Linked DNA regions of Homo sapiens: all the other regions are linked to region 2. A link is a contact called in ENCODE Hi-C or POLR2A ChIA-PET data. All regions are on one chromosome and are shown on one strand. Each heading gives the region's core, a stretch centred on a gene start or an enhancer-like site at or near the end of the contact. The rest is flanking DNA. Distances are from core to core; before and after follow the strand shown.

The links. A loop is a pair of places that touch in the nucleus more often than their neighbours do. ChIA-PET counts read pairs that join two places held with the same protein, here RNA polymerase II (POLR2A). Pooled maps may share reads with other maps.
Region 1: a loop to region 2 is called in a map of sigmoid colon, with 5 times the contacts of the local background. The contact joins the enhancer-like site here to the promoter of LINC01998 in region 2. A Hi-C loop is called at or near these places in 6 of 168 maps with a recorded cell type or tissue (gastrocnemius medialis, mammary epithelial cell, naive thymus-derived CD4-positive, alpha-beta T cell and 2 more), 1 of 37 single-sample maps with no recorded cell type and 4 of 50 pooled maps. POLR2A ChIA-PET finds 5 or more read pairs at or near these places in 6 of 52 experiments (AG04450, BJ, MCF 10A and 3 more).
Region 3: a loop to region 2 is called in a map of PC-3, with 4 times the contacts of the local background. The contact joins the enhancer-like site here to the promoter of LINC01998 in region 2. A Hi-C loop is called at or near these places in 7 of 168 maps with a recorded cell type or tissue (IMR-90, PC-3, left cardiac atrium and 4 more), 3 of 37 single-sample maps with no recorded cell type and 13 of 50 pooled maps. POLR2A ChIA-PET finds 5 or more read pairs at or near these places in 3 of 52 experiments (BJ, HEK293T and PC-3).

The regions. Positions count from the first base shown.
Region 1 is chr3:150,144,999-150,149,371 of GRCh38, reverse strand. The region is part of intron 2 of LOC105374313 (a long non-coding RNA gene); the gene reads right to left. Among named protein-coding and RNA genes, the nearest start is that of LINC01998, 65 kb to the right of the region's middle. Within about 2 kb of position 1,816, at least 11 of the 41 ENCODE cell types and tissues checked have a DNase peak (open chromatin) inside an H3K27ac peak, as active enhancers do; they include gastrocnemius medialis, psoas muscle and sigmoid colon, where a contact is called at or near this core.
Region 2 is chr3:150,079,445-150,084,302 of GRCh38, reverse strand. LINC01998 (long intergenic non-protein coding RNA 1998) reads left to right here and starts at 2,489. Exons shown (of 3, transcript NR_183737.1): 1 at 2,489-2,617; 2 at 3,298-3,370.
Region 3 is chr3:150,182,574-150,187,696 of GRCh38, reverse strand. No RefSeq gene overlaps it. Among named protein-coding and RNA genes, the nearest start is that of LINC01213, 53 kb to the left of the region's middle. Within about 2 kb of position 3,401, at least 12 of the 41 ENCODE cell types and tissues checked have a DNase peak (open chromatin) inside an H3K27ac peak, as active enhancers do; they include PC-3 and psoas muscle, where a contact is called at or near this core.

The sequences.
Region 1 (4,373 bases), core at 567-3,066, 66 kb before region 2:
TAGCACTTGCAGTTTCTGTATCCTTTCAAGTCTGGTCCCAAACCTCCCTTTGCAACTTTGTCTCTGCCTGTCAATCCTTTCTTAGTGATCCACTATGGATTATAACACTTTATATCATGATTGGTTTAAAATATATCTTTCCCTCTCTATAACATCTTTTTTTATTAACCATAATATCCTGTCCCTCTCCTCTGCCTACGTCTAAGAACCTAATACCTGAAATACAGTAGGTAATCAATACATGTTTGTTACTAATAATAGCTAAAAAGTTAAGAATGGCTAGCATTACTATGTTCTAAGACCTTTGCTTATGTTTTCTCATTTAATCATCACAACTTTGTGAGAGTGATACCATTATTATCCCCATTTTATAGACGAGGAAACTAAGGCACAGAGGTTAATCAACTTGGCCAAGATTCTAACAACAGATGACAGAACTGAGATTGAATCTAGGCAGTACTAAATCTCCAAAATCCTGGTTCTTAACCTACACTAAGTGAAATTCATTGCAAAATGAAAAGTATTCACCATGTCATTGGGACAGAGACCACATGTAGGGGAGCAGTATAGTTTTTTTGATAGATGCACAGCTCTGCAGATGGACTACTTTGGTTTAAATTTTGTTTTTAACATGAGCAGCTTTGTGAGTTCGGAAAATTTAAATTTTACTTAAATTTTCTCAGCCTTGTTTCCCCATTCATTAAGTGTGAAGAATAGCAGCCCCAATCTGATAAGATCATAGTGAACATTAAATAATACAATCTTTATGAAGCCTGCAGGATAATGCCTAGCATATCATAAGAGCTCAATCAATACTGTATACATGTAGATATTATTACCAGCTCAAAGACCTGGATTTATTGCTAATTGCTGTCTTGGAGTGAATATTCCAAATGCTTTGGCAAATAGGTCATTCGTTCCCCAGTCACCTGCTTCATGCGCAAATCTGTGCATATATGTACACTGGTCACACGCACAGGTGACATGAACATGGAATTACAAGACTCCTAATTCGACTAGATGGCCTTCCAAAGTGCATTCTGCACCAGTCATATTTGTTAGGGCTTTCCAGGGAATCAATAAACAGTGCTTCAGTGTCACAACACGACAGCACTTGGAGACCTTCTGGTTCCAACATTCCATGAATCAAAGATTAAGGCCTCTCCTAGCCCTTAGGCAGTCATGAGAATTTAGAAATAGAGAAAAGATTGGAGCTCCATCCAGAACCTGGAAAAACACCGTCCCTTCAACTGATCTACTATGACACCAGCACCCAGCATCCAGCCCACAAGCCTGGCTAAGCTTGACTTTCCGGAGACTAAACTCTCATTGCGTTCTTCTCCTATTAGGAGGGAGCCGGATGGGATTTGACCATGACCTCATATGTACTCTTGTTATATTTCTAGTGGGTCCAGGCAGCTGTGCCCTGAAAATACAGCTCTGACTAGAGGAAATACGATCTCTTTTCTTTCATCACCAAAGCTCCAAGCTAAAGCTAAAGGTAAACTAAACTTCTGAAAAGGAAAAGGAGAAATCATCCAGCCCAATTCAGAAGAATGCTGGGAGAGAGGAAAGGCAGAGTAAACAGTGTTTAAAGACGAAGCAGCAATAGACCATGGCAATGATCACAGTGGGTAAATGCAGAGCCTCCAGCCTGCACAGATGGGGAGCTCACCTCCTTCACCCCCAACTGCAGGCAGGACAATTGCTAAACAGCCTTAAATTCAGGCTGATATTAGTCAGGCTTTACTGATGAGAAAGGGCTTGGAGCACATCTTAAGCTGCCTGGGGTCGTGAGTCAGCTGTACTTTCAGAGGAAGTGGTCACTGGGAGGGGAAAATAGAATCATAGATGTTAGTGTTGGGAGGAATTTACTCAGTTCTGCCCCTCATTTTGCCTGGGGAGGAACCAAGGGTCAGAGTGAGTCCACTTGCCCAACGTCACAAAGTGAATTTGGGGCAGAGCGTGACTGTTCTGTCCCTTTCCTACTCTGTCCCTTTCCTCCTGACACTTTACTCCTCCTGCAGCTGGCTCACGTGCGGCCCTTCCATCCTACCCTCTAGTCAAGCCTCTAACATAACGCAGGCTGCATATTGGAGCTGTGCCACCCCAGTGTGCTGCACAGTGGAAAGGAGAATGCGTGACGGCATTACATAGGAAATGTCATGGCGTCTGTTTTTCCTCCCACTTGTGGAAATTAACTTCATTTTGGATCCCATATATGAGGTTAATTTTCCACCCAAAGGACAGACTACAAAGCTCCCAGATTAAAGAAAGAACTGAGAGCTACATCACTCAGGGAGCTTTTCCTAAGCAAGCAGAAGGAGGTGCCAAATATGTTTCCAAACACTGGACACAGTCATTCTTTTGCTACATGCGGCTAATGCTTATCAACATTTTCTTAGCAAGAAAAGAAAGAGAATCAATGTCAGAATGCTTCTAGTAACTTTTATCGAGTACTTATTGTTTGCCAGGTAGTTTTATTTCATCCTCAACAACACCATTTTTTTTTTTTTTGAGACAGAGTCTCGTTCTGTCGCCCAGGCTGGAGTGCAGTGGCACGATCTCAGCTCACTGCAAGCTCTGCCTCCCAGTTCAAGCCATTCTCTTGCTTCAGCCTCCCAAGTAGCTGGGACTACATGCACCCGCCACCACGCCCAGCTAATTTTTTGTATTTTTAGTAGAGACGGGGTTTCACCGTGCCATTTTTTTTAAAAAAAGGAAATAGAAGCACATAGAGGTTAAGTAACTTTCCTAAAGCCTTGCAATTAGTAGTCTGACTCCAGGACTTGATTCTTCATCATGCTTTCCACTCTCTTGTAAGACTGCATATAATTCTTGCTTTAAAGCATGGGTTTAGTCATTCTCTTCAAATTTCTATTCGCTTCATGAAGTCTTAAGTAAAGAACCCCTCTTGTTATTATTATTGATCAATATCTGAACCAAATCTAACAGCTGAGATGCTGGTGTTCTGTTGATTTGCAGTTCTCACAAAATGTTCCTTTAACAAGATTTCTTTCTGTTTAAATGTGCTACAGGCTATGTAACCAATGTTAAAATGTTGGTATATTTCCTTCCTGCCATTTTCCTTTTTTTTTTAACGTGATAAAAACCACAGCCACATTCAATTTCTTGACTGCTCATTTACCATTTTTTAATGAATAAATAAATAACATTTCATTGAGTAGCTCTTTCATTATAAGCTTATGATGATACATAAGTAGGGCACATAAAACCCTATGATGAGATGTTTGGGCTGTTTCAAAATTCCTTATGTCATCAACAATGGTAATACATTATTCTTTATTTACTAGATATATTTTATTCCAGGTTAACAGAGATTTTATTCTCTGAAGGAGGCTCAAAGCAGGGTTTGTGTGTTTATGAGTTCAGGTGGGAAGAGTTTAAGGAATGCATCTGGGTCATGAGCCAACCTAGAAGTCTCAGTAAGTTCAGTGAGCAACATGAAAGGCCTGCGTACGTCAGTAGCAGCAACAGAAGCAGTTGCCACACCAACCAAGAGAATATGTGCAAGAGATTTCAGAAAGCCAGAAACATCACTAGGTCTCAATGTCCCAAGTGAAGAGAAAACTCTCATATTACAGGAACACTGACTACCAATCCACACGGAAGCAGTTTTTCTGAAAGTGACATAACAATTGTGTTTTCCAGATTACTCAGGGCATTCTTAGCTCTTTGTGATCAATAAAATTGACAGCATGCATGCACATCCACACAATCCAGAAGTGATCGCTTTCTGCTCATTCATGTAACAGAGGTGGGAGACCTTGGGATGATGAGGCAGAAAGGCCCGAGTTAGGATCTCAGCTTTACCCCTTCCGGCAATATGACTGTTAGTTAACATGACTATTTCTCAGTTTTCTCACATGTAAAATGGGAATCCCATTTAAGAGAATGAGTAAATAAATGAATTTTAAAAAAATGAAAACAACAAAACATTACATAAATTTTAGCTCTTAGATATTGTTAGGGCATGTAGAAATGCTGACTATTTTATAATCCTTATCCATCTTGGAGGCTTAGGGTGGAAGTGGTTATATAAGTGTTTTATACTCATTTAATAGGGTAGTTTGAGATTTTTAAGTGGGAGATATTGATAAATGTTTTATTTCTCCTGCTGTAGGAGTCTCTTTTGAGACTCCTATCTCCCTGCCCCTGCCCCCCAAGACGGCCCCAGTGGTATTCAAAGTCTGAGCAGTGGTGTCTCCAGGGGCCTGAGCAGCTTTTCTATTGCTAGGCACCAGGAAGGCCCCCTGCCTTCCTATTGGGTGATATGGGAGCCCATTTTGCCCAATTACTTATCTACAGGGCCTCTGTAGACATTTGAGCTTGTGCTCTTCCATTCTGGGCAG
Region 2 (4,858 bases), core at 1,240-3,739:
AAATGCTTGGCACATAATAAATGTTAACTATGATTATCCTGGTCTCTGAGGTAGATGTTATCATTTTTATAGATTAATTGATCAAAATATTGGCTACATAGAGATAACGTATATTGGAAAAATACTGTCATTTATTATAGTGGTAAACAAGGGGTTAAAGGTTGTTGTAAGAAATAAGTAATGAACAATGGAAACTTTCATCAAAACCACTAAGGACAAAGTACCATTCCTTGGCTCTGCATCTATTATAACCATAGTATTATTAATAGTAATAAAGTGCTTGGTTTCTATAGAGCCTAAGACTTGGAAACAAAGCCAAGCGACATATGTATATATTTATTTAATTGTGGGAGACCCAGCAACATTTGGCGGCAGGCGCAGTGTTCCATTCAGTGGGATGAAATGCGTGCTTCACGCCAGCTTCTTTAGAGGGACTGTTATTCATCACAGCTGTAATGTTCCCTTCAGAGAGCTCCCACCAGAATGGAAAAGGCGCACTGGCAATTTATATACAAAAGCCAACCCACGTTTGGCTTTGAGAATTCACTGGGAAAACTGGATGCAGTCTGTTAGTTATTCACGGACATGCTCTGATTTCTGATGGAAGTGCTGTGGTTTCATTTTGTTATCATCACAGTAAAATTAGAAAGCAGCAAAGAAAAATTAAAGGACTAGCATGTAGACATCTTCTAGCTGACAAATTGTTATATGGTAAGTTTTCAGAGTTCAGTGGTCATGTAAAAATAGTCATAATTGGCACAGCCCTGTGTTTGGAGTGTGCACCCTGGCATTTGCCTCTACTGTCCAGCCCTGCCCCCACATCCCCTTGATGAAGTTACATAGTTATCCTCTTCCCTAGGAACACTGAACAAGCCTGCAGAGACACACCCTGCCTCTCAAAACAGTGCCATTTATGTGAAATATATTGGGACATCTCTTAACATCTAATGAATATAAATTGCTTTACAGTTGAATCTTGATTCAGAAGGACTAATATCTACAGTTAACCTTGCAGCTAGAATAGTTCCCTACCCCTTATTGGAATAGGTGTCTAACTCCAAGATTTCTTTCCAAATAATACATTATCTCACATCTACAGAGGTGTGATCTAGTATTGTAAAAGCACGTTCACATCTACCATTACATCTGATCTTCACAAGAAATGTGAGAGGGAGACAAGGCAGGTACCACAATACCCATTTTACAGATGAGAAAACTGAAGTCCAGGAAGATTCACTAATTTGCACCAAATCTCACAACTAGGAGGGGCAGTAGTGGGGCTCAAATCCAGTGACCAGTAAAGGGTTCTGTCCAACACTTTATACCACTTCCCTGAAATGGTTTTCATTTTGCAAGAGAAATAAGGCTTCATCTGCAACGATGAGTTAAATCTCAATTTGTTTAAATGACAAAGAATAAAAATAAGTAGTTTCTTTTAGTCCCAGCCAGAAAAGCAAGCATGATACTGGATTGTTTAAGTATGATATATATGAGAATGTGATGCTGTCATTTTGTTGGTTGCTTTTTTTCCCCCACGGAATCAGTTCTGTACTCATTTTAGTTCAACCAGCATTGAACAGAGCAACCACTATATAGCAACCAATATGTCCTGGCTCTTGTCCCAACAGTCCTTTGCGGAGACAGACAAGTAAACAGATAACACCTCACAGTGTTCTGAGTCCTGTGATCTAGAAGTATGCACCGGCTGCTAGGAGAGCCCAGGGGAGGCAGTGTCAATTAAGAAAGGCTCTTTTTTTTTTTTTTTTTTTTTTTGAGACGGAGTCTCGCTCTGTCACCCAGGCTGGAGTGCAGTGGCGTGGTCTCAGCTCACTGCCAACTCCGCCTCCTGGGTTCATGCCATTCTCCTGCCTCAGCCTCCTGAGTAGCTGGGACTACAGGCACCCGCCACCACACCCGGCAAATTTTTTGTATTTTTAGTAGAGACGGGGTTTCACCGTGTTAGCCAGGATGGTTTCGATCTCCTGACCTCGTGATCTGCCTGCCTTGGCCTCCCAAAGTGCTGGGATTACAGGCGTGAGCCACTGTGCCCGGCCAAGAAAGGCTTTCTGCAGGGGGAGACATCTAAGATTAGTTGTGAAGGATGAGTAGGAGTTCTTCAAACAAAGAAGGGTGGAAGGAAATTCCAGGCATGTTCAGAGATGTGGAGATTGGAGACAGCAAGAATAAACACAGTTTCTGCCAAGGGGCACAGTTTCTGGAAAGTAGGGGGGAGGGCCATTTTAAAGGGGAATGGCATGTAATCATAATCATCACTAATGCTCACATAGTGCTTGCCACGCACCAGGCTATATTCTAAGCACTTTACATATACAAATGCATTTTTTTTTTTTTTTTTTTTTTTTTGAGACGGAGTCTCACTCTTTCGCCCAAGCTGGACTGCAGTGGCGCTATCCCGGCTCACTGCAAGCTCCGCCTCTTGGGTTCATGCCATTCTCCTGCCTCAGCCTCCCGAGTAGCTGGGATTACAGGCGCCCACCACCACGCCCGGCTAATGGTCTCGATCTCCTGACCTCGTGATCCGCCCGCCTCGGCCTCCCAAAGTGCTGGGATTACAGGCGTGTACAAATGCATTTAATCCTCACAGCCACCCTGAAAGGTAGGTGAAATTATCACCCCCAATTGCAACAAAGAACAGAGGCACAAAAATGCAAAGCAACTCGGTCAGTATTTCATGGCTTATACTTTCAACACTGTGCTATTAGACTATCTTTCAAAAGTGTGTGTGTGTGCATGTGTGTGAAAGAGAGAACATGAAAAACTCCAAAGACAGAAACAAAGAGACCAAAGTTTGGGGAAACATATAAATTTTGGAAAAAATTAAACCAATGGAGGGGCTTTATTCTAGAGAAGAGGGCTGAGAAGGCAGCATGAAGAAAATGAGCCTCAGTAATATTAAGGAGCCTGTACGTTAACTCAAGTAAGAATTTTCTGCCAATTAGAAGTAAGCTAAGTCAGACACGCGTCACCCAAGGGAGCTGCCAACTCTACTTGCTGCAGGTTGTGCTCCTTGGAAATGTTTTGAATTGGTCTGAATCCTGCCAGCTGACTTGAGCAGGATGTGAAGAAGACACATAAGTTTGTTGGAATGTGTAAACTCTTTGAGTGCACATGTTCGATAAATATTAATTGATGGCAAACCAAATTTAGTGCTATAACTAAGATTAGTAACATTAATTGAGAACACTTCTCATTTTATACATAGTTGTTATGTTTCATGGCCAACAGGTAAAAATTCTATAAGGAAAATTTTGCATTTTCTATCTTCTCTTTTTTAAGGACTTTGGTATAGATAAGCTATCACTGGTTATTAAGAAGTTCCATGTTCAATTTGCAATCCACTTCTGGCAAGGTAAAAAGAACTTTGTGATATTAGTTTAATTACTAATCTTTTCCCCATTTCATCTTGTTTTTTCAACACTTATTTCCTCCCCATATTCACTATTTAAAAATAAATTATTGCAGTATATGTATCGTTGAAAATGACAAATTTTTCTGAAACAAGATAGGGTATAATTAAATACACATGTAAACCAGATGTTACTTGGAGACTACTTGCAGATTAGGTAAAAATTAGTTTATCCCCAACCTCAGGACCTCAAGGTATCTCCATGATTTCTGCACTCCTGTGGGCCATGTCAGTTCAGCCCTATTTATTCATTTTTTTAGCTCATTCTTTCAACAAGTACTTACTGACCTCCTACTACATCCCAGGCATTATTATAGGCAATAACAACAACACAATGGTGCAAAACACAGGCAAGTTCCTGTTGTGGCAGAATTTAAATTCCAGTGGGTGAGAGGCAAACAAACGAAAGGGAGGAATTCAATGCAAGAAAAGAGATTTTCAGATAGTGAAAAGTTTGATGAAGAAAGTGAAACAGGGTCCTGTGAGCTCCTGAGATGTAGTGAATTTCCCCTTGGGGGTTAGGGAAGTCTTCCCTTGAAGGTGGCTGCTGGCTGAGGCCTGGATGGCCAGCTTGGCAGCCTGTAAATCTGGAGGAGGGGTTCCTGGCAAAGGGAACCACCAGGGCCAAAGCTTTGAGGCCAGGCTGAGCTGCGCACATTTCAAAGACAAGGGAGGCCTGAGTGGCTGAGATTAGTTGCACTCAGGAGAGAAAGGGTGGCTATGGGGGATGAGCAGCCGGAAGGGGCCAGATCACACAGGGCTTTGTAACCAGAAGAAGGAGGTGGACGTTTCTTCTAAGTGGGAGTCCTAAGGGATCTGATTGCTGATTTTTAAGAGGTCAGTGTTTCTGTTTTGTGGAGAGAAGATTGAACAGAAGCAGAAATGAAAGCAGAACACCCATTAAGAGATTCTTGCGTTGAGAGCGAGGCTGCTTGAACTACAAGGTACTGGACATTCAGGCAGAAGTAGACAGAGGCAGTTTCTGTTGTAGAGATACTGAGAGAGGCAAACCTTCCTCCTCAGTCTCCCACCTACTCCCTTTGATGGCTTCTGCAAGAAACTCAATTGAACCAACTGGGTTTTTTGGAATTTTACAAAAGATTTGCAGGGCCCTGAGGAGGGGTTCACTTTGGGGAATATGTGGGTATCTTGGATACCGCCCCCTTTGTCTCACTCTGCCCTTTTTAAGGGTCCCTGGTGCCTATCCATGGCCTTCCCCTCTATCCAAATCCTCTAACATATGTAATCCTGCCCCCACAACCAGCTTCCTCCAAGGGAGCAGCCCCTGTGCACCAATATCAGTTTCAGATCATTGCAAGCATATTAACTCACACAGAAATCCACCCACATTCCACATTAAATATTATTTACATGAGTTGACTTGTGGCTGACTAGATGATATGGTATTACAGTTTGCAGACATTTAATTAG
Region 3 (5,123 bases), core at 2,152-4,651, 100 kb before region 2:
GATTTTGGGTTGTAATGATATATCAATGTAGGCTCATCAATTATAAAAAATAGCATTCTGGTGGGGGATGTTGATAGTTGGGAAGGTTGGGGGCAGGGAGTAGGGGTATGTAGGACATCTCTGCACCTTCCACTCAATTTTGCTATGAATGTAAAATTGCTCTAAAAGTATTCTATTAAAAATATTTACAGAAGCATAAAATATAAAATACCTAGAAATAAATCTGACAAAAGATGTCCAAGACCCCTATGTGAAAATCATGAAGCATTATTGAGAGAAATTAAAGACTTATATAAATAGAAAGACATGCGATATTCATATATTGTATACTTAATATTATAAAGATGATAATTTTTCTCCTGTAGTCTACAGATTTAATGCAAACCTGTGATTCTAAATTTTATATGAAAATACAAAGGTTTAAGGATGGCCAAGATACTCTTGAAAAACAAATGAGAGGACTTGCTCTCCAGGATATGAAGATGTATTGGTTCTAGTAATTAGGACAGTTTGATATGTTTTTATTTTATTATAAATTGATAGTTTCTAATTGTATGTATTTATGGGGCACCAAGTGATGTTTTGATTTATAAATACAATGTGGAAAAAAATAAAAATAAAGCTAATTAACATATCCATCACCTCAAATACTTTAAACTTTTTGTGGTGAGAACTTTTGAAATTTACTTTTAGCAATTTAAAAATGTACTATTTTTATACTATTATAAATAGTATTAATAATAGTATTAATTATGTATACTATTATTAATTCTATTCACCATGCTGTGCAATTGATATTTTAAAAACCTTACTCCTCTCATCTAACTGAGGTTTTGTTTCCTTTGACCATCATCTCCCCATTTGCCCCACCCCCCCATCCACCATTCTACTCTCTGCTTCTATGAATTTGATTGTTTAGATTCCACAATTTTCTTCTTCTTAAAGGCTGAGTAGTAGTCTATTATTTATATATACCGCATTTTCTATATTCATTCACCTGTTGATGGACACTTAGGTTGCCTCCATAACTTGTGCTACATAATAGTGCTACAATAAATGGGAGTCTAGACATCTCTTTGACAAATCTTTTGGGTAAATACCTATAGGTGACATTGCTGGGTCATACAGTAATTCCATTTTTAGTTTTTTGAGAAACCTCCATACAGTTATCAATAATGGCTGTACTAATTTACATTCCCACTAATAGTGTACAAATGTTCCCTTTTCTCCACATCCTTGCCAACTTACCCTTTGTCTTTTTTATAATAGCCATGCTGACGGGTGTGAGATCTGAGGTTTTAATTTGTATTTCTCTAATGATTTAGTAATGTTGAACATTTTTTCATGTATCTGTTAGCTATTTGTATGTTTTCTTTTGAGAGTTATGTATATAAGTTGTTTCCCAATTTTTTAACTGTTTTTTTCTTGCTGTGGAGTTGTCCAAGTTTCTTAAATATTTTGGATATTAACCTTTTATCAGATGTATGGCTTGCAAATATTTTCTCTCAATCTGTAGGTTATTTCCTTTGCTGTGCAGAGCTTTTTAGTTTGATGCAATCCCATTTGTCTATTTTTGCTATTGCTGCCTATGCTTTTGGGGTTAAATGAAAAACTCATTGACCAGATTAATGTCATGTAGGTTTTCCCCTATGTTTTCTTCTAGGAGTTTTACAGTTTCTGGTCTTACTTTTAAGTCTTTAATCCATTTGAGGTGACTTTTTGTATATGGTGTGAGATAAGGGTCCGATTTCATTCTTCTGCATGTGGATATTCAGTTTTCTAAACACCATTTATTGAAGAGACTAGGCTTTCTCCATTGTGAATTCTTGGCACCTTTGCCAAAAATCAATTGACCGTAGATGTGAGAGATAATTTCTGGGCTCTCTATTCTGCTCCATTAGTCTATGTGTCTAGTTTTTTGCCAGTACCATGCTGTTTTAGTTATTGTAGCTTTTTAGTATGGTTTGAAATCAGATAGTGTAGTGCCTCCAGCTTTGTTCTTTTTGCTCATAATTGCCTCTGCTATTCAGGTTTTTGTGGTTCCATATGAAGTTTAGTATTTTTTTCTATTTCTATGAAAAATGACACTGGAATCTTGATAGGGATTGCATTGAATCTGTAGGTTACTTGGACAGTTTTATATTCAGGCAAGGTAGAACAATGGAACAGAGTAGATCATTCTCAAACTCACACACAAATGAACACGATTGATGACAAGGGTGGTACTGTAGAACAGTGGGAAGAGGAGTGTCTTTCCAACAAATAAACCTGGGACAATTGGAAACCCAAATAGGAAAAATAAAACTTGACCACTACCTTCTGTCTAATAAAATGTCAATTCCAGGAGACTAGGCCTAAATGCAAAATGCAAAACAATAAAGATTTGAGAGGTAATATAGGACAATGTCTTCCCTCAGGGTAGGGAAATATTTTTTAAATAAGATACAAAACAAAAATCATAAGAGTTATAAATTGAGTTTCATAAAAATTAAGAACCTCTGTTCCTAAAGAGACACCAATTAAACAAATGAAAAACAAGCCTTGACTGAAGGACTATATCTCAACATATGTAACTAATAAAGGCCTCTTAACCAGAATATATAAAGAATAAGTACAAATAACTAAGAAAAAGGCAGACCTTGGGAAATTGGCCAACAGACTTGAATAAATAATTCTCAAAAGAGGATATCTACATAGACAAGAAACATATGGGAAGTGCTTGACTTCACTAGTAACTAAGAAAATGCCAACTAAAACACCATGAAGTATCCTGACCCCACCCATCAGAATGACAAAAATGAAACTGGCTGACAATACTAACTTTTGCAGATGATAAGGAGCAAAGGGAACCCTCATAGTCTTGATGAGAGTGTAAACTGTTATATTTCCCTTGGAAAGCAGTTAGTCATTGTTTACTGAAGTTGAAGGTATGTGAACCCTATGACCCATCAATTACAAATACTTGCACAAATGTCCCCAAAGTCATAATATACAGGATCCCATTTATGGGCCTCCCCAGATTGCTCTGGACGTTGTCAAGTCCCCAGATCATGATTTTATAACAACAAAGAAGCCTGCGCTCCTGTCCTAGGAGGAAACATTTCATGTGTAGTTACTGATAAGCAAGACCTTAAGATAATTTAGTCTTCTTTCCGTTCCTGGGTTCATTCCCAGACAAAGGTGATGTCAGGCTTGTACTGTGCGCTAAATTCCCACAGCCCAGCGGCTCTGGCTTTTTCGGTAAAATTTTTAGGCGGAAGATAAGGTGCGTTTTTCATTTGGTACTCGCCCTTCAGAAAGGAGCTAACTGTTCAGGATGCCGCTGGTCTTGTTTCGTAACAACGCTAGATGGAGCTCCTTCTTTTCGTTCCTTCTTGACTCTCGCCAGCAGCGTGGGCCCCGCAGTTTCTCACAACCCTGAGCGGGTGCCCTTGCACTTCCCGCAGGACAAGGACGTCGCCGTCCACCACCCAGGAATTAATTCGCGATGTCTTTACTCTGGGGGAGGGTGCAGTGCTCCTTTCCCTCAGGACAGCTAAGAGGCTTAAGGGGTGTTCTAGTCAGCTTCATTCTTCTGCTTCTAGGCAAGCGTGAGATCAAATGATTTCGAACCTACAGTTCACTGCCTTTTCCTTAGAGACGGGAGGGAAGCGGAATCCATGAACTCCCACTTCAGCGACAACCTTGATTATAACCTTCTGAGTAGCAACTATCTCCCCCTAGCATACAAAGAAGGACTCAATACATTTTTTATTGTTTACTGAAAAAATAACATTACATCATCGTAGGGAAAAGGAAGAGAATTAGCAGGAGAAATGAGTAAATGATTGGTCTGTAATCCACATGTACTGGGGTCACTCTGCTCCTGACCAACCTACACCTCCACCCCCACAAAGCTGATAGTAAATTCCTAATGAGAATAGTCTCGGCTTCAGTGTTGCCTCTGCAAGGCAACCATTCATTCTCAAGCAGAGCCTCCATTCATCACCATATCCTCTGCTTTATTTTTCTCATGTATTTATCTGTTCAGTTATTTATTGTCTGTCACTCCATTAGATTGTGAGTTCCCATGGACTTTGTCTATCTAGTTCCAGGCATGGTCCTCATGCTCTGGAATAGTCCTAGGCACATATTGGGTGCTCAATGTTTGTGGAGTGAATGGTCCTGTGATTCCAAGCTCCATCTGGATCCATTTTGTTTATGGGTCTTCTCCTGCCTGTATATGCTGTCTGCATTCCACAGTTTGTCAACTTGTCTGTGGAACTGTAGCCCTTCCTTAGGTGCCCCTGAAAAACCTCCCATAGAAGGTGTCTTTGATGTGAAAACCTCCACTGAAAATTTGGGTAGACAGCGGGAGCTACATAGAGGTGACCAGACAGTCTAACGCTCAACATTCATGTTTCCTGGATTTAACAGTCTCGTCTCCATCCCCATCACTGAGACCATCCATAATGCCCCATCCCGTGGACCCCTCTGGCATCTCAGAGTCTTGCTGTCACCTCTCTCTTTTCATCTCTTTTCCTTTTTTCAACTCTTTTCATACTTTTATGCTGAATAACTCAATTCAACTCTTCCTAGATCCTTCTCTGAGCCCAGGTTTGCCCATCTAAAACCCATCAATGTACTAGCCAAACTACAGAGCAGTCTCCCTTAGAAAACCTAAAGTTCAGAGATAGAACAGTGTTTTCTTATAATAGCGCCCCCTTTTCTTTACAACTAAGATGTTCACCAGTTTATCTGATTCTGTTACTTTACCTTTCTGTCCCCCAAAATAGTTAGAATAAATACCCAGTGTCCTTCCTATCCTCCAACATTTTTAGCTAGAATAAAAGTGATTTAAAAGATGACAGATGGAGACCTTGAGGTAGATAAATAAACCACTAAAAGTATGGAGCCTAAGGCTAAGTGTAGAAGTGGCGAGAGACAGGGAAACTTTCTTTAACCTTGCCTTGATGATTGCCTAAGACGTAGGTGGGGTGTCTGTATTTATTAGCCTAAGATCTGTATTCATAGGTGGGAGGAGTTGAAAAGAGTCATCATTTAGATTCTTGAATTTCCTTTGCTCCCCATAAGCCTCCTCTGGCCTTTCACATGTGTTAAGTAAAACTAGCTGCTGAAACAGA